Linked DNA regions of Homo sapiens: all the other regions are linked to region 3. A link is a loop called in an ENCODE intact Hi-C map of the cell type or tissue named here. Cell type or tissue: thyroid gland. All regions are shown on one strand. Links, peaks and the distances in the headings refer to the core of each region. The heading gives the core; the rest is flanking DNA.

The links. Peaks named below come from ENCODE experiments on the same cell type or tissue, not always from the same donor. Only the 100,000 strongest peaks of a DNase experiment are listed, where the experiment ranks them.
Region 1: a loop joins it to region 3, with 4 times the contacts of the local background. A loop is called at or near these places in 71 of 110 quality-filtered maps.
Region 2: it touches region 3 in a loop (5-fold over the local background); 77 of 110 quality-filtered maps call a loop at or near these places.

The regions. Positions count from the first base shown.
Region 1 is chr2:68,461,963-68,464,462 of GRCh38, forward strand. It overlaps FBXO48 (F-box protein 48), which reads right to left. Exons shown (of 4, transcript NM_001024680.3): 4 at 1-2,408. The coding sequence ends at 2,247. Among named protein-coding and RNA genes, the nearest start is that of FBXO48, 4.1 kb to the right of the region's middle. In thyroid gland, for the core only: a CTCF peak has its summit at 1,510 (motif pointing right); no DNase peak of the experiment used is centred there.
Region 2 is chr2:68,706,055-68,714,810 of GRCh38, forward strand. It overlaps a transcript of ARHGAP25 not described here. Among named protein-coding and RNA genes, the nearest start is that of ARHGAP25, 24 kb to the right of the region's middle. In thyroid gland, for the core only: a CTCF peak has its summit at 3,561 (motif pointing right); no DNase peak of the experiment used is centred there.
Region 3 is chr2:68,921,876-68,930,631 of GRCh38, forward strand. It overlaps the pseudogene GKN3P. Among named protein-coding and RNA genes, the nearest start is that of GKN2, 27 kb to the right of the region's middle. In thyroid gland, for the core only: a CTCF peak has its summit at 3,628; no DNase peak of the experiment used is centred there; H3K27ac peaks cover 869 bases.

The DNA of each region.
Region 1 (2,500 bases), core at 1-2,500, 460 kb before region 3:
AGGTGGAGGTTGCAGTGGGCCAAGATCATGCCACTGCACTCCAGCCTGGGTGACAGAGTGAGACTTCATCTCAAAAAACAAAACAAAAAAACAAAAACAAAAAACTGCCCCCCACCCCGGCCAAAAAAAACCACACACTTGGTTGGAAGTGAGAAGGGTGAGTCTCCCTAATTAGGATAACTTCTATTAACAGATGATGATGATAGATTGTAAGGGGGCTGGACAAAAATAATAAACATCCATTACAAAAAAACAGCTAAAAATATATGTGTACATTTACTATTGTACACAGATGCTATTCAGCAAAATGCTTATAGCTTTAATTTTTCCCATACTTTGAAAATTTCCAAGTGCTTTCTTATCTTTTATGAAATAAAATTAGTAGGATACCTTTCTTTCTTCCTTTTTTTTTGAGACGAAGTTTCACTCTTGTTGCCCAGGCTGGAGCGCAGTGGCGTGATCTCTGCTCACTGCAACCTCTGCCTGCCAGGTTTAAGCGATTCTCCTGCCTCAGCCTCCCAAGTAGCTGGGATTACAGGCACCTGCCACCACGCCCGGCTAATTTTTGTATATTTAGTAGAGACAGGGTTTCACCATGTTGACCAGGCTGGTCTTGAACTTCTGACCTGAGGTGATCCACCCACCTTGGTCTCCCAAAGTGCTGGGATTACAGGCGTGAGCCATGGCGCACAGCCCCTTTCTTTTGTTAAGAGTAAATGGGCAGAAGAGAATGTTGTTGGGTCTAGAAATTATACTCTATGATCATCAGTGGAATTGGAGAGAAGACATAGGAAGAGACAGGCTATCAGTCTTCAAATATCTGGCAATCATAGACAGGAAGGACTGAATCAGCCTGGTTCTAGAGGGTGGAAGTGGGGCTAGAAGGCAAACGTTACAGAGAGGTGGTCTTCAGTGCAAGCCTAGACTACAACTGGACTGTTCTGTGACATAACAGAGATGCTATTAGTAGAAGTACAGGATTTCAGCTTGGGCTGGCTGACTGACAGTGTTCCTATTGAGAAAATTACTGAATAGTCCTGGACACTTGACTGCCTGATTTTCAAGGACTCTTCCAACTCTAAGAAGATAGTAGGAGACAATTAATTATCTACTGCTTGATTCAACATACAGAATTTGCATATAGTGGGGCATCTTTCTAATATTTGCCTATTTGTTAAATATTGGTTTCCTGGATTCTTATATTTAATGCTATAGAGAACAGTTTTTAAGAAGAAAACCCCACACTAACTAAAGCAGTTTGTAGACACTTTTTTACTATGGTGGTAACCACAGATTCAGAATAAACAATTTGTTATAGTGAGTAGCATATAATCTGTTTTTATGAAAAAAGAGAAACAAAAGTTTTTAAAAGTTAAAATAAAGGTTCCTAAAAAGTTATAAACTTTAACAAAGACAAGTGTTAAGGATTCTTTAGAATAACAGTTTTCTTTTTAATATGGAGAAAACAAAAAGGAGCTGAAAGTCCTTTGTCTTGCTATCTAAGAATAGCACACTAGATGGTGCTATAAGGCTGTCAGAAAGAGAGTTTTACCAGGCTAGTGTGGCATTCTGATGGTAAAGTGTTCTGGAAACTTTCCACTTACTTTCAGCTCCTGAGAGCCGTTCCAGGTTTATATAAAATTAATGGGAATCTCAATTGGACAAACTTTAGCCCTGAGATGACATTAACTTAAAACTAAACCACAGGCTTAACACATTAAAAATAGTTTCACTATTTGACATTTCAATCTGATTCCACTGAAATAGAAATGTTAAAGTCATTAAAATGTCAATGTATTAATTTAAATGTATTGCTATTAATTTCACTTAGCTAGTCTTCCCATGAGCCTAGTTATAACCACCACTTAATGAATCTTTAAGTCAGTTTAAAGTGGCTTCCTGAAATTTTGAATTATCATTAAGCTGAACATACAAATCACTCTTACATTTAGTATTGCAAATATATTAACACAAATACATGAAACATTGTATTTGGAAATCACTCTATCAGTATATTATTTCTTATAAAAATAACATTTCATGATTTTTCCACATTACAATAAAACCAGAAAAATTTTACTAAAGTGCAAAACAAAAATAAAGCTTTACTTTTATAATAGTTCCATTTCATTTTCTTTTAAAAAGGTGAACAACAAAATGAACGAATAAAGATATCGCTTTTGCAACCTAAGAGTCATTTAAGTTTTAAACTTTCAAAGACCTGAGATTTGTGATTTTTTTTCCCCTTATCTTTCCAGTTCTGCTTCTAGAATTTCCCCCCATGTATCTGCATCCATTGGGTACATGATTTTTTCTGGTAGGCTAATGGGAGAACAAATGTTGCTGTATCTGCCACTTAGCCATTCGTGTTTCACTTTACTCTTCTGGTAATTCCTCAGCAGTATCACCTGAAAGAGGTAAATCACCGTTAAAAAAGACTGTAGTAGGTGGTTGGTTAGTGAATGTGTTTAAAGCAAGAGAAGCAGATTGACAGGGCTGA
Region 2 (8,756 bases), core at 2,422-4,921, 220 kb before region 3:
AACCAGGAACATTTTTCTTCTTGAAAAATCTTCCTGACTTTAATATAAACCATCCATCTATCCATCCATCCATCCATCCATCCATCCATCCATCCATCCATCCATCCATTTATCCATCCACCTATTTATCCATTTTTTTCCACTTGTATTATTTTTTACACATATTAATTGCCTTGATGCTGTGAATAAGCACAGAATCACCTAGAATCTGATTTATGTGTATCTGTTGTAAGTAGACTTTCATAGACGTTTCATTTTGTTACTAATCTTCTTTCAGATTCTGTGCCTAAGGGATCTGTCACACGAAGTGCAACTAGTTTAGTTGTTAGAAGGCTATTCCTTTTCTCTGTGTGCCAATCAATTTAGTATCAGCATCCCTGCACGATACTGGCCAAGCAAAGTCAGACACTGGCGAAGCTTAGCCTCTTTATCAATCTGAAGGATAGTCCTGAATGCTCATATTAAGTAGGTCGCTTTAGAAGTTACCAAACATCCAAACTTAATGACTTCCTTTTAAAGAAATGACATGTAAAATTTGCTCATTTGATATTCCTTCAATGACCTTGTGGACTTTTCAAACTGAAAAGTTTCAAACTGAAAAGTCCAGGATGCAACTCTGGACCTCCACCCCTCCCCGACAAATGTGTTCCTCTTCCCAGTCTTCATCCTCTCAGTCAATGGCATTGAACACTTATTGCCCACTGTAAGAAAGGGGCAAGCATCTTATTCTCCTTCTTCCTCATCTTTCTCTTTTAGTCCAACAGCAAGACCTATGACTCCTATTTCCAAAAATAGATCTGGAATCTGTCCCTCCGTTCCTATTGTGGCCACTGTGGTCCTCCTCCAGGATCTCTCCCCTGAGCTACTGCAGTAGCTTCCTCGGTGGACTTTTTATACTCCTTCTCTTCTTCCAGTGTATTCCCTTCACAGCAATCAGGGTAATCTTTTGAACATACAAATCAGGTAATGCTACTCTCTGCTTAAATCCCCTCATGGCTATACAATACACTTTAAATAAACTTCAAACTCCTAATTACCTAGGAAGCCCTAAATGATCTGACATTTGCCTATCCCTACAAATCCATCTCAACCTGTATTCCCTCTAGCCAACTGGAGTCTAGCATTGCTGGCCTTCTGTATTAGTCCATTTTCACACTGCTATAAGTGTATGTAATTTATAAAGAAAAGAGGTTTAATTGACTCACAGTTCTGCATGGCTGGGGAGGCCTCAGGAAACTTACAATCATGGTGGAAGGCAAAGGAGAAGCAATCACCTTCTTCACAAGGTGGCAGGAGAGAGAGAAAGAGTGAAGAAAGCCACATGCTTTTAAACCAACAGATCTTGAGAAAACTCACTCACTCTCATGAGAACAGCAAGGGGGAAATCCGGTCCTATGATCCAACAGGCTCCCACCACATCCCTACCCTGACACATGGGGATTACAATTTGACAGGAGATTTGGGTGGGGACACTGAGTCAAACCATATCACCTTCTCTCTTCCTGGAGCACATCAACTGATCTTCCAAGGACTCTGAGAATACCCTTCTCTTTGCCATTTTAACTAAGTCAGCTTCATTCCCACCCTCAGATCCCTCCGTTGGACTCTTCCCCCCAGAGTTTATAAGTGCATGACAGTGAGAGTTCATGCCCATGTTGTCTACCATTATATATCTAGTTCTAATACAATGCCTGAAACCTAGAAGGCATTCAATAATGACCTCAAGGCCTTCATATCTGTGTTTTCTGTTCTGAAGTACCCTTCCTCCACATATTCACACCACTTGCTCCTTCATATCAGTTCCCTGAGCTCCTCTCCCCTGTCACCTCTTCCAAGAGACCTTCCCATCACACTCACCCATAGCTCTCTTTACCTTTAGGTAAGCCTTCATTATGTGAACTATTTTATATATTCCCTTAAGGAACATGAGCTCCATGAAGGCAGTGGCTTTGTTCATTGCTTTATGTCCAACACTGAAAGTAGCACTTAGAACATAGTGATACTTCATAGACATTTGTTGAATGAATGAATGTAGAAAGCCAGGGAATGTAACATTAAAATCCAAAGTGAAATTGCTGTGAAGAAGACTAGAAAATAAGTTTGCATTAATTGCCAATTATTAGCAGCGTGAGAACAGACTAATACAAATGCAAACTCATTTTTCAAAAAACTCCCTGATTTAAAAATTACAGGTATATGTATAAATATATGTGTATGTGTCCATATGTAGACACAGACACATAGTAACAAATTATAACAAACCAGTGTAACAAATCAGTATGGTTTTGTAGTGTGACAGTTGACTGTAAAACAGTATTAATATGCTTTGTAAAGAACGAAGGGTTGCCGGAAGGTATTATATTATGTGTTTATAATATCTTCCTAGATAGAAAAAACTATGTAAATCTTTTGTTCCCTTGTCCTATGTGTGCTTTGACTGACCCATGACTACTTGGGCAAATTTTGGACTGCTTCCTTTGGTAGGAAATAACTGAGACCATACATTTGTAAGGCATCTATCTGGCCAAGGTCATGGACATAGCCTAGAGCCTTGAAATCATTTTTCTTGGGGAGCTCTAACTAGTGTAAATAGTGCTCTGGCCAATGACAACCAACCTTTTAGTCTCTGAATCGACATGAAAAAATCTCTTCTTTTGCCAGGGATGGATTTGATCCATAGACCTCAGGACTATGGGCTCAGTGTGCTCTGTGTGTCATTCAGCACTGTGCCCTGGCTTCCCTGCCATCATGCACAATGAATGGCTGTGAACAGGTTGGGAGTTGTTGGGAAAGGCTAAGACCTGTCTTCCCAGTTGATGTGGACCGGACTTTCCTACCAGCTCACATTTGGCAAGAAGATGGCCCTCGATGTGTACAAAGCTCAGATGCAATTTTGTCACTGGGTGGGTCAGCTGGCTGCTCACCAGCTTCAGAAAGAATGCAGTGGAACTAGGAAAATCTTTAGGGACAAGAAATAAGAAAGCTCAAGATGAGAAAGCAGCAAGATCTTTGGAAATTTGGGTATATTGCTGAAAATCTCTCGGAATTGCTGTTATTGGTTCCTGAAAATCTTTTAGGAGAATAGGAACCATGAAGAAAAGATAACATAATTAATAACATTTTTGTTGTTGTTCGAGGAAACAAAGCTATAGGTCCCATTTAAATAACCAAACATATTGAGTCAGGTTGATCAACCGTTCTCCATTTCTTTCCCTACTAAGCCTGAATAAGTGATATAGGTTTAAACTATGGCAGTCAGAGTTTGCATTAAACCTAACACATAGCTTCGGGACCAGAGTAAACATGCCTCAGTCTTATTTCTTTGTGGGGTGGGCTGGAGAATCTGTGTTTGAATTTGGACTTGCCACGGGGAGGCCCCTCTTCCGTTCTCATCTTTTGAATCACCAGGTTCCTTGAGAAGCCAAGATCTGTCTTCCTAGTTGATGTGGACCGGACTTTCCTACCAGCTCACATTTGGCAGGAAGCTGGCCCTCCATGTGTACAAAGCTCAGGATGGGATCCTGAGGGGACAGGTGGTTTTCTGAAAGACCAGCAGAGGGAGCTAAGAAACAAGAGTTTTTTCCTTTTGTCAACTATTCCCAGTGGTTACCGATGTGGATAAACAGTCTTTTCTCTACCAGGTTATGATCTGGAACATATTAAACCAAGATCCAAACACCCCGTAATTTGGCAAGTGAGTGTGCCTTGTGTATCAGTCACTCTGTGCCTCCCTGAGCCAGCCATGTGGTCTTTGTCTCTGAGTGCTAGGAGGACAAATGCAACACAGGCCAGTCTATGTGGATGTCTGCACTGCTTTATGATCCTCCTGGGGTGGAGGCAAAGAGAGCAGAACCCAATCGCATTTTGGATTATGAGACTGTTTCGCCAATAGATTTCTCCTCAATTCTTTTGTTCTAATAAATTAAAGAATGGCTTTCCTTAAGGTAATAGTGTTAACCCTTCTGAGATGCTTTATAAAAGAGTCTGATGACAATCTCTTCATAAAGGAAGCAGCCAATTACCCAGGGCAGATAGCACGGGGTTGATTTTATGTTAGGTCAGTCAGCAAATGGACCAATCAGGTAATTTACAAATTAAAAAAAAATAGCCATAGAAAGGCAGGAAAAAAATAATAATTCAACCCAGAATTGCAATTGTAAAGAGAAAAAGAAATGCTTTTTAAAAAGTACATAAATTTGAATTCTCGAAGAAATTCATCTATGAACAGAATCCATTAAATCTCCAAACAAATGGACTAATAACAATAATTTTGCACTAATGGAAGACCTCCAGATTATTTCCTGGGCATTAGTGGGGAATGATGACTAGAACCAAATGGAACATAAGTATTATTTGAATCAGTCTTTATTCTTCAGATGTGAATGAAATAATGATTATGGACTGAATTGGGCTAAAAATAACTACAGAGCTTTTATTTATTTACTTACAGAGTCTCCTGCAATGATTCAGACTTGGCTTTACTGGCTTCTTCCATAGATAAGCACCAGCCTAGGAGCTCTCAAAGTTGTTCCAGCTAAAGGACACACTCAGCTTTTGGTCTACAGTGACTTCCAGCCTAAGTGGCTCTGGACACTGCTGGAACCCCCCGCTCCATCTCCCTCCATAAATATGTCTCTGCAGCAGGTGAGTGACAGCTCCTTCTCAGAAGGTCAGAGTCCTCAGTCATCTGGTGATTTCACAAGGCTCAAATATTTGGTCCCTGACATAAACTTGGTGGCTTTTTCTAGTTCTTATATAACTGAGAGTTAGCTAGGGGGCTGCCTGCTGCTTGAGATGGAGGCAAAATTGGCTTCAACTCTCTAATAAATGGGCCTATGGAAAGTGAAAACCAAGATCTCTGCTACATCTCTCTAGTGTGGACTCACCTTATATGGTTCTCAGAGTCTTTTCTGCCTCCTTGGACTTCCACTTCCTCCCTGGTTGTCTAGGTCATCCTATGTCAAACTTGAACTTGGCCTTTTAAGTTTCCACCACAACAAAATCATTCATACAGAATGCAGCCCCCTCCCTCTCAATGGCACCCATTTAACTTGCCTTCTTTTCTGTGCTGAATTTGCCGAGGAAATCCAATGTCTTCTCCTTTTATTTGTAGTGCATTCAGCTGCTTTCTCTTCAGCCTTGGTGCTGACCTTCATGAACATCCATGGTGCTGGTTGTGGTGGATGGGGGAGGAATGGAGGTGAATTTTCCCATAAGTCCTTCTCAAAGTATTTCCAAAGGGGAAGAGTGACTTTGCTAAGATAAATTTTGGTGCAAACCACAGGTTGATATTTTGCCAACCTCATTATGATGATTTTAACTCAATTATTAGTATTTATTTTCATTTTGAGATGGAGTCTTGCTCTGTCACCCAGGCTGGAGTGCAATGGCATGAATTATTAGTATTCTTGAAAGAATAGCTACTCTCACCTCCATTAAGCTCCATTCACAACCTCCATCTTTTTAAAAAATTTTTTTAATATACTTTAAGTTCTGGGATACATATGCAGAACGTGTAGGTTTGTTACATAGGTATACATGTGTCATGGTGATTTGCTGCACCCATCAACCCGTCATCTACATTAGGTATTTCTCCGAATGCTATCCCTCCCCCAGCCACCCACCCCCCGCAGGCCCCAGTGTGTGATGTTCCCCTCCCTGTGTCCATGTGTTCTCATTGTTCAACTCCCATTTATGAGCAAGAACATGAGATGTTTGGTTTTCTGTTACTGTGTTAGTTTGCTTAGAATGATGGTTTCCAGCTTCATCCATGTCTCTGCAAAGGACATGAACTCATCCTTTTTTACGGATGAATAGTATTCCATGATATATATGTGCCACATTTCTTTATCCAGTCTATCATTGTGCATTTGGGTTGGTTCCAAGTCTTTGGTATTGTGAATAGTGCTGCAATAAACATACATTAGCATGTGTCTTTATAGTAGAATGATTTATAATCCTTTGGTTATATACCCAGTAATGGGAATCCTGGGTCAAATGGTATTTCTGGTTCTAGATCCTTGAGGAATTTCCACACTGTCTTCCACAATGGTTGAACTAATTTACACTCCCACCAACAGTGTAAAAGCATTCCTATTTCTCCACATCCTCTCTAGCATCTGTTGTTTCCTGACTTTTTAATAATCACCATTCTAACTGGCGTGAGATGGTATCTCATTGCGGTTTTGATTTGCATTTTTCTAATGGCCAGTGATGATGAGCTTCTTTTCATATGTTCGTTGGCCACATAAATGTCTTCTTTTGATAAGTGTCTGTTCATATCCTTCACCCACTTTTTGACGGGTTTCTTTCTTTGTAAATTTGTTTAAGTTTCTTGTATATTTTGGATATTAGCCCTTTGTCAGATGGATAGATTGCAAAAATTTTCTCCCATTTTGTAGGTTGCCTGTTCATTCTGAAGATAGTTTCTTTTTCTGTACAGAAGCTCTTTAGTTTAATTAGATCCCATCTGTCTATTTTGGCTTTTGTTGCCATTGCTTTTGGTATTTTAGTCATGAAGTCTTTGTCCATGCCTATGTCCTGAATGGTATTGCCTAGGTTTTCTTCTAGGGTTTTTACAGTTTTAGGTCTTATGTTTAAGTTTTTAATCCATCTTGAGTTAACTTTTGTATAAAGTGTAAGGAAGGGGTCCAGTTTCAGGTTTCTGCATATAGCTAGCCAGTTTTCCCAGCACCATTTATTAAATAGGGAATCCTTTCCCTATTGCTCGTTTTTGTCAGGTTTGTCAAAGATCAGATGGTTGTAGATGTGTAGCATTATTCCTGAGGACTCTGTTCTGTTCCATTCGTCTATATATCTGTTTTGGTACCAGTACCATGTTGTTTTGGTTACTGTAGCCTTGTAGTATAGTTTGAAGTCAGGTAGCGTGATGCCTCCAGCTTTGTTCTTTTGGCTTAGGATTGTCTGGGCTATACAGGCTCTTTTTTCATTCCATATGAAATTCAAAGTAGTTTTTTCTAATTCTGTGAAGAAAGGCAATGGTAGCTTGATAGGGATGGCATTGAATCTATAAATTACTTTGGGCAGTATGGTCATTTTCACAATATTGATTCTTCCTATCCATGAGCACAGAATGTTCTTCCATTTGTTTGTGTCCTCTTTTATTTCCTTGAGCAGTGGTTTGTAGTTCTCCTTGAAGAGGTCCTTCCCATCCCTTGTAAGTTGTATTCCTAGGTATTTTATTCTCTGCAGCAATTGTGAATGGGAGTTCACTCATGATTTGGTCCTCCATCTGTTATTGGTGTATAGGAATGCTTGTGATTTTTGCACATTGATTTTATATCCTGAGATTTTGCTGAAGTTGCTTATCAGCTTAAGGAGATTTGGGGCTGAGACGATGGGGTTTTCTAAATATACAATCATGTCATTTGCAAACAGAGACAATTTGACTTCCTCTCTTCCTATTTGATTATTTCTTTCTCTTGCCTGATTGCCCTGGCCAGAACCTCCGATACTATGTTGAATCGGAGTGGTGAGAGAGGACATCCTTGTTTTGTGCTGGTTTTCAAAGGGAATGCTTCTAGCTTTTGCCCATTCAGTATGATATTGGCTGTGGATTTGTCATAAATAGCTCTTATTATTTTGAGATACATTCCATCAATACCTAGTTTATTGAGAGTTTTTAGCATGAAGGGCTGTTGAATTTTATTGAAGGCCTTTTCTGCATCTATTGAGATGATCATGTGGTTTTTGTCATTGGTTCTGTTTAAGTGATGGATCACATTTATTGATTTGTTGATGTTGAACCCAGGAATGAAGCCAACTTGATCATGGTGGATAAGTTTTTTGATGTGCTGCTGGATTCAGTTTGCTACTATTTTATTGAGGATTTTTGCATTGATGTTCATCAGGGATATTGGCCTGAAATTTTCTTTTTTTGTTGTGTCTCTGCCAGGTTTTGGTATCAGGATGATGCTAGCCTCATCAAATGAATTAGGGAGGAGTCCCTCTTTTTGTATTGTTTGAAATAGTTTCAGAAGGAATGGTACCAGCTCCTCTTTGTACCTCTGGTAGAGTTTGGCTGTGAATCCGTCTGGTCCTTGGCTTTTTTTTTGATAGGTAGGCTATTAATTACTGCCTCAATTTCAGAACTTATTGTTCTATTCAGGGATTTGACTTCTTCCTGGTTTAGTCTTGGGAGGGTGTATGTGTCCAGGAATTTATCCATTTCTTCTAGATTTTCTAGTTTATTTGCATAGAGGTGTTTATAGTATTCTCTGATGGTAGTTTGTATTTCTGTGGGATCAGTGGTGATATCCCCTTTTTCATTTTTTATTGCATCTATTTGATTTTTCTCTCTTTTCTTCTTTATTAGTCTGGTTAGTGGTCTATGTATTTTGTTAATCTTTTCAAAAAACCAGCTCCTGGATTCACTGATTTGTTGAAGGGTTTCTCCTGTATCTATCTCTTTCTTCTGCTCTGATCTTAGTTATTTCTTGTCTTCTGCTAGCTTTTGAATGCGTTTGCTCTTGCTTCTCTAGTTCTTTTAATTGTGATGTTTAGGGTGCCAATTTTAGATCTTTCCTGCTTTCTCCTTTGGGCATTTAGTGCTATACATTTCCCTCTAAACACTACTTTATCCGTGTCCCAGAGATTCTGGTATGTTGTGTCTTTGTTCTCTTTGGTTTCAAATACCTTATTTATTTCTGCCTTAATTTCGTTATTTACCCAGTAGTCATTCAGGAGCAGGCACAGCCTTCATCCTGATACACAGAAATGCCTGGTTGGAGAAGGGC
Region 3 (8,756 bases), core at 2,677-5,176:
ACTTACTCTCTGATGCTTAAAATTCCCTCAACAAGCAAGTAGGCCACACTGAGAAGAAATGATTAACTGCAAATATTTCAATAATTAGTCACATTTAATTAGCACAATCTATTTCAAAATAAAGTGCAAATAAGTGGTTCACGGTCTTTTATTCTCAGGCAAAGTGGAGAATCTAGAGGAAAGGAAATCAGGAGGATATCAGTTTCCAGAGAGGGCAGAGAGGGAGTCTCAAATGCTTGGAAAGAGAGAGGAAGGTGCAGAAAAACAAGACTGAGAACCTGAGTTATCATCACTTATTTTACAATTTGGCCTGAGATGGTCCTTCCCCATGTGCGCATCAAGTGGTTGGTCAGGTTGCCTAATATTTAGCCCAGTGATTAGCAATACATGCAGAGTGAAGCAAAAGGTATCCTTGACTGAACTATATAAAGCTTTGTCTCCTGAGTAGCCAGCATATCAACCATACTGCGTGACAGTCTCCTGATACACTGGGTCCCCCATGCCATGAAAGAGGATGGGAGTTAGAGATCATTAAAAGAAGGCTCCAGCCCCAGCAGGGCTTGGGGCTCTGGACTCTGAGCTCACCTGAAGCTAAGGCAAAAATGCCCTGATATTTGTTTTCATTTCAGGTTGCATCTTCCATCCTTGGGGTCTTCGTCCTAACCCCATCCCTGGCCATGATGGTGAGTAAGGATGGAAAGAGTTCAACCTGTCTAGTCCTCCTTTAGCAGAAGCATTTTAAAAGGTGATAATTAAGGGCAACCTCCTCAAATTTCCTGTGGGTACCCGTAAAACCTACAAGGCATGGGCAAAGTAGGAACTCTGAACTTTCAACTTTTCTCACTGTTGCTTGGTTTTCTCCAGAACATCCGTTTCAACCATCCTTTGTATGGATCTTTTGGGACTCAAATTATCCATATTGGTGCCTTCCAAGGTATGGTCAGCATCCGAGACAACAATATTTTCAGTGAATAGGACGGAATCCTGGACTACAAGAATATAAGATGAGAAACACATTCATTACAATGTGAAAGAAAGCCACGTCTGGTCCAAAATGTAGCCTTATGCTTTTCCAGAGAAAGAGGACATTCGCCTTCTCTAGGTTTAGGTCCTTGATGGGCATGCACATCATTAGGTAAGGGAACAGCTTCCCTGCAGTTGCAGTGACTTCTTTTTGAGCCAAAAAATATAGGGGGAATTCCAGCTGGTCTATAGGGATCCTACATCCCCTATGTTCCTGTGAGGTGTTGACTTCACACGGCCACCGAAGGCCTCTGATCTCAGAAGCCCCCATGTCTTGTAACTGGTATGTGCTGTAGAAGTTATTTTGTCTTGACTTCTGATTTTAATGTTAATTTCCAAAGAAGAAGAATGTTGTATTTTCATTTTTAGAAATCTGACTGCAACTTGCCCATCACTTTCAATGGTAAGACCTAGCAGAAAGACACAATATTGAGAAGGCTCCACCTGTGTGCTTGGCCTGGCTGTCTGATAGAAAAGCACTATAACCACAGGGACATCACTCGGCCTCTGTGTGCCTCAGTTTCCTCCTCTGCAAAATAGCATCAATAGCTACCATTCCTACCTGGCAGGACTCTGAAGGGTTAAGTGAAGCAGAAGCCCACACTTCTTATTCTGTCCTGCAAGGCCCTGTCCCATCTGGCCCCACCGTCTTCCATCTGGCCCCACTCCCACCCACATCCATGACATTCCCTCCAGCCACTCCGGACACTTCAGGATGGGCACCTCAGGCACAGGCTTTCTCTCTGCTCCAGTCTGTATCTTCTGTGCTCCCTTCCCTGACCATGTTCCTCGCTAGTCACCTAACCCACTCCTGATTTCCTCAAGGAAATGTCCCCTGAATCCTGCTAGAGGGCACACAGTCTACACAGGCTAGTGATTTTCAACTCTGCTCTATGCCATGGAGACTTTTCTTCAAACAAAAATATTCCACGGTAGTCTATGACGTGGAACAGAAGAAGCCAGAACTACTCTGGCTGGAGGAGGGAGATGCAGGCGAACCTTAGGCACAGTCAGACACAGCTGAAGAACTGCTGCTCTACTCCAGGCTGTGAGAGGCCAGAAGACAGGCCCAGGGACTCATGGAGGGGGATGGTCAGTGGCAGACCTAGGGCTAGAATCTGAGTCTAGAGGGCCTGGCCCAAGGTTCCTGACAACCTTGTACATTCAGAGAGCACTCCATAATTTTCACAGTGCCCTCACAAGCTCTCACAAGCAGTTAATTTCTCTTCTCATCTTCACAGCAACCCTGTGGGAGAGGGGCTATTATTATTTCTGCTTTCAGATGAAAAAACAGAGGATCGTGGAGCCCACTGAGGACCATGATGGTTGCTAAGTGGCAGAACAGGACCTGCAATCAGCCTTATTATTAGATCCAACCCCCTATCCCTCCCATCCCACCTGTCCATTCATTGTGTGCAGAATGCCCTGAGAGATTCCTTTCCTCACCCACATCAGGGGACAGTGCCAAAAGCCCCGGGAGCATCAGGGCTCTGAACGTGTTACCAGTCCTGATGCTGGCCTTTTTTTGGTGCCCAGAGTGGCACTCTGCTGGATGCTGTACATCAGTCAGAAGAGCAGCTGTGCCACACTGATAGAGAGTGGGTGTCCATTAATATTGTGACTGCATGAATGACGTGTTTCTGCTGTGTTGCTTTAAGGCCCTTTTGGTGGCTAAGGTATTTAACAAGATGGCCTGTGTCCTGGCCAGGATGGACAAGGCAGTCTTCCCAAGTTTGGATGACATTAGCAAGGCCCTGGACAAGCAGGTAAGTGAAGCCAGTTCACTGTGGTTTCCTTTTAGTTTGGTGTTTTCCACCTCTGCATCCAACCTCCTAGGACAAGGCTGTGCACACAGAGAGACTTGGGTCACGCTTGTTCTTCATGCCCATGAAATTCCACCATCATACCAAGGACTCCAGGTGCTGTTGATGGCTCATTCAAGTCAAGTCATAATTTAATCAAATAAAAGTTCTATACAGTGATCTCATTTTGATGAATTCCAGAAGGGTTTGAGCTACATGTTAGTGAATATAAATTGTTGAATGTAAATATTAGAGTGAAGTAATAGAATATTCACATTCCCCTACCTTCTTTCTCCTCTACCTAACCCCTAAACATATCCACACATATTCTCTTCAGTTGAAAATAAGCCCAGGACTGCTGAAGCTCTCTTCCCCTCAGCTTCTTAAATGACAAAAGTAGTCCAGTAAGTTAAAAACCAGCGAGTGGTCCTGGGCAAGTCATTGAAATCTGCTGTCATTTGCTTAAGTAGCCTGCACAGCACATTTGGCCGACACTGATATTCATGGCAGGAGTTGCTGACTCTCAGGGGGGAGAAAAAGATACACTTCAGGTCACATAAAAATAAGGTAACTTACCAATTTTTTAAAGAGAAAAGCTGAAAGTATCCCATCTGATTTAACAAGCAAAAACATAATATAATGCAACAAAAAAATTTAAAGCATTCTATATTTTCATTAGAGATGAGAAAGCATCGAAGACCGAATGAATTATTAAGTTTAAAAGGTTGAAAGGAACGGACAGGAAAAGTCACCTGAACGCACAGGCAGATTTTTCTGGAGTAATGTCATCACCTTGTGGCCAGACAGGATATTGCTGTTAGAGACTCCAAGAGCCTGTTTGGGTTCGGAGCTATTCTGGTCAATTTTATCACCCCATGCACTGCCTCCACTTACTCATGGGCCAGGGTCTCAGATCCTTTTTGTCCTGCTTCCTGTGCCACCCCCAAATGCTGTCTCATCATTTTGATGTGCCACCCCTTCCAGGCTTTTAAGTATTACCCGTCTACTCGCGGCCTGACTTACACTGTTTTACCCAGCTGGGTCAAGAACTTAGCACAGTATGGAAAGCCCATTAAGAACATGTGCAGAGATGACCCCACCTACTTTGCCCAGCAGCAAAAAGAAGGTGTGTTAGCAACTTAACTAGAAACCCAAGACCATGGGTGAGTCAAAAGGCACAGTATGAATTTTCGGTCATTGACAAATTCTAATAACAGTTGTTGGGTTTGTTCTATTTATTTGTTACTGGATATAAAAATAATGGGGCCTAGGATGTATTCCCCCTCTGGTTGTGGAGATGATTTCCTGACAGCGGGACTTGCTGAGAATGGCGAGCTGAGTTAACTTAGTCTTTATCAGGAGGCTAAGTTCAGTCATCTCATCAGTGGGATTTGACAGTGGGTAGATATCCTCGCTTGACCCAAAGCCTCATCACCCCCTGCCCAAGCAACACAGAGCCCAGCATCTTATCATTAGAGTCCCATTGCTCTGGGATCCCCATTTTCCTCTTCTGCAAGCTGCCCAGAGGTTGGAAGGCAAAACTCTAATAGTTATAGACCACTCTGGAAAAGGAACATCTCAGTGGCTGGCACTCCTGCTAGGAATGTGGTGGCGGATCAGTAGTAACCACCTTGGAAAACCACTAGACAAGACTTAAAGAGCTGCTTTCTAGTCCAGATAGTCAGTAAGCACTTCCCATTAGGCTGCTGCCAGTCACTTACATCTTAATATAAGTTAACCCAATGAACAGGGGTTATTCATAACAGGAGGATCCAGCAGGAAAACAGGGAGAACCTGAGGGGCTGGGGTTCAGAAGGATGATTAAGGATCACTTAAAGAAATAGAAAAAGGAGAGATGAGGCCAATGATTGCAGGGGCAGGCGGTAGTAGGATCTTTCATTTTAGTCCCAGTCTTTTGCTAGAAGAGCTGTCCTGAGCACTACAACTGTGTTAGTTGCAACTCATAATATAGCCACTCTATTTGGGGGTCTTAAAGTGCTATTTTTTAAAAATAAAAATCCTTCTCTTTCTTTTTAAAGGTACTGCCCTGGCAATTGACTCCAATTCTTGTTTTGAAATCCAACTTCTGTCCTTTATGGGACTCTTCATCTGCGGTGAGACTCCTGGGCTCTGAACCTCCAGGAGGGCTGTCTGGCATGTGGACTCACCTGGCCTGAGGCCAGTGCTAGGACCCAGCCCTCCCTCTGCCTGTGGGAAGCTGCTCCTTTTAGTCTTCTACCTTCTGCCTTTTGTCCCAGTACCCAGCTCTGTAATCTGAAAAAGTGTGTCCACTTTCTCCCTCTGGGTTAGAACAATAGTTTCTTGCCTCACTGGTCTAGCAAATGAGTCCTCCCTGGCTGCCCTGTCCCCTCTCAGCATTCCCGGCTGCATGCAGCCCGGGACCTCCCACTCCGGCATGGTGCAAAGGAGCTGGCACCTCTCCCAGGATGGCTCATTTTTAAGGGCTTCTTTCTGGGGTATCTCTTGAGAAATTTCTTGAGAATTTTAGCCAGAAAAAAAAAAAAGAATCAATCAATCAATCAAAAATAAACACAGACACTAGCCATAGCACAGACTTAGCTGTTGGGTCTGAGGCTATATCTCAGTCTCCTGAAAAATTGGTGCTGAGATTCCAAGGAAGCCTATTCTCCGTGGTGGCCCAGCCTGTAACATGAAAATTTCTGTGAGAGATCCAGGTAAGCTTCCCTTTGGAACTGGCCTAAGCCCTTTAGTGGTAACTCCCAGGCATTTCTCTCCATTGCAAATGAATAAGGACCACGGATTCTCAGCACTCTTTTTATGTATGTATTTATTTATTGTTTATTTTTTGGAGACAGGGTCTTGCTCTGTCACCCAGGCTGGAGTACAGTGGTGCGATCATAGCTCAATGAAGCCTCGGACTCCTGAGTCAAGTGATCCTCCTGTCTCAGCCTCCCAAGTAGCTACAACTATAGGTATGAGTCACCATGCCAGGCTAATAAAAAAATTTTTTTTTTTGGTAGAAACAGGGTCTCACTATGTTGCCCAGGCTTTTTTAATCTGTCTTTTTCTTTCTCTCTTGTTGAAATCGAATAGGCTTTGTATTTTAACTGTCCGTTCCTATAGCTGGGAGGGCCTGAGCCATGCCTACCCAAACCACAGAGCATCCCTGGCTCCTCTCACCTCAGGAACAAGAATAAATGGGGAAGGAGTGTTAGAGACACATGCGCAGATGTCCACAGAAGGTCAGGCTGGAGTTTGGAGGACTATAAAATAAAGTAGGACTGGGTGGGGTGTTGCATAGTGCGTGTGCATGGAGCAGGAGGGTTCTGGGGGATGACAGAGCTGCTAGGAGCCAGTTCTGCCAAGAAGATAGAGCAGTGGTTGACTGCCTATAGCCAGGAATGAAAGCCGACTGCACCAGAAAAGCCCAAGATGAACCTCTACCAAGGTGTACACAGGATGTGGTTGGGCAGGCCAGAGGCTCTGAGCCTCTGGAATTGGTCACATATGATTTGTTGAGGGCAAGGCAAGTACAGATACGTACACAGCCACACTATGTGTAAATATCAGATGCAATATACCAAGGCTTGGTCAACCCGAGGCCCTGAGAGCACCATGAGGCAGCGTCTGGCCCCCAAGACTAAGCCCAGTGAATCCCCAGAGTCAAATCACCATGGTTGTCAGTGCATCCTGTATGTGCCTTATCCCTGACACCCAGCCTCCACCTTCAACCTGAGCTCTGGGGACCAGTCCCTATCTTGTCGTATGTGCCTAAGTCCCTGTTACAGTTGCTAGATCCCCACTCCTGAACCTTCTGTGATGGTGGGGGCCTGCTGCCTACTGACCACTCTGATGCCAGTCTCCCTCTTCTGGACTTCTGAGCTTCAGCTGCTCCTGAATTTCCCATCATCTCTGGACTTCATCCAATTATTATAACATCCTTGTTATTTCCAGGAGACTTCAAGACCCCCCACCATGCTTGTCTCCATCTATTACATCCTTGCAGATACTCGCTTTCCAGCTGGGACTGGTTTCCTTCCAGAAATGCCAGGTTCAAGGCCTGCTGCCCTCCCGATGTGCATCATCACACTTGGCTGTCATTGGCTGGGCTGTGATAGCTCCCTCCTGAGAAAGAGCCAGCACACCCCTCTAGACCTTAGAGGACTTGTCAAGGTAAATTTGGGTCCTTATAAAGAATCTTCCATGCATGCACCAGGATTTGGGTCCTTTGGGAGTTGGGGTGGTGATGGCAAAAATAGCATTCAAGATGTTACCATCCTACTGATGGCCATTGTTAACATTTATTCTCAGAATACATCTACTTCAGCACTCAGTGAAATTTACCATATTTGAATCTCAAATCAGTGTCCCTGACCCAAATGTATTCCATGTTTATTAAGGCCCTAGCCTTCTGTTTAAAAGAGGATCATATGAACACTAATAACAGATTGTATGTTCCACCTGGGATTACAGAACTTAAGCTTTGGACCTCTTCAAGGAGAACTACAAACCACTGCTCAACGAAATAAAAGAGGACACAAACAAATGGAAGAACATTCCATGCTCATGGATAGGAAGACTCAAGATCGTGAAAATGGCCATACTGCCCAAGGTAATTTACAGATTCAATGCCATCCCCATCAAGCTACTAATGACTTTCTTCACAGAATTGGAAAAAACTACTTGAAAGTTCATATGGAACCAAAAAAGAGCCCACGTAGCCAAGACAATCCTAAGCAAAACGAACATACCTGAAGGCATCATGCTACCTGACTTCAAACTATACTACAAGGCTATAGTAACCATAACAACATGGTACTGATGCCAAAACAGATATACAGACCAATGGAACAGAACAGAGGCCTCAGAAATAACACCACACATCTACAACCATCTGATCTTTGACAAACCTGACAAAAACAAGAAATGGGGAAAGGATTCCCTATTTAATAAATGGTGCTGGGAAAACTGGCTAGCCATATATAGAAAACTGAAACTGGATCCCTTCCTTACACCTTATAAAAAAAATAATTCAAGATGAATTAAAGACTTGAATGTTAGACCTAAAACCATAAAAACCCTAGAAGAAAACCTAGGCAATACCATTCAGGACATAGGCATGGGAAAGGACTTCATGACTAAAACACAAAAAGCAATGGCAACAAAAGCCAAAATAGACAAACAGGATCTAATGAAACTAAAGAGCTTCTGCACAGCAAAAGAAACTACCATCAGAGTGAACAGGCAACCTACAGAATGGGAGAAAATTTCTGCAATCTACCCATCTGACAAAGGGCTAATATCCAGAATCTACAAAGAACTTAAACAAATTTACAAGAAAAAAACAACCCCATCAAATAGTGGGCGAAGGATATGAACAGACACTTCTCAAAAGAAGACATTTATGCAGCCAACAGACACATGAAAAAATGCTCATCATCACTGGTCATCAGAGAAATGCAAATCAAAACCTCAATGAGATACCATCTCACACCAGTTAGAATGGCGATCATTAAAAAGTCAGGAAACAACAGATGCTGGAGAGGGTGTGGAGAAATAGGAACACTTTTACACTGTTGGTGGGAGTGTAAATTAGTTTAACCATTGTGGAAGACAGTGTGGTAATTCCTCAAGGATCTAGAACTAGAAATACCATTTGACTCAGAGATCCTATTACTGGGTACGTACCCAAAGGATTATAAGTCATGCTACTATAAAGACACATGCAGACGTATATTTATTGCGGCACTATTCACAATAGCAAAGACTTGGAACCAACCCAAATATCCATCAATGATAGACTGGATTAAGAAAATGTGGCACATATACACCATGGAATACTATGCAGGCATAAAAAAGGATGAGTTCATGTCCTTTGCAGGGACATGGATGAAGCTGGAAACCATAATTCTCAGCAAACTGTCACAAAGACAGAAAACCAAACACCAC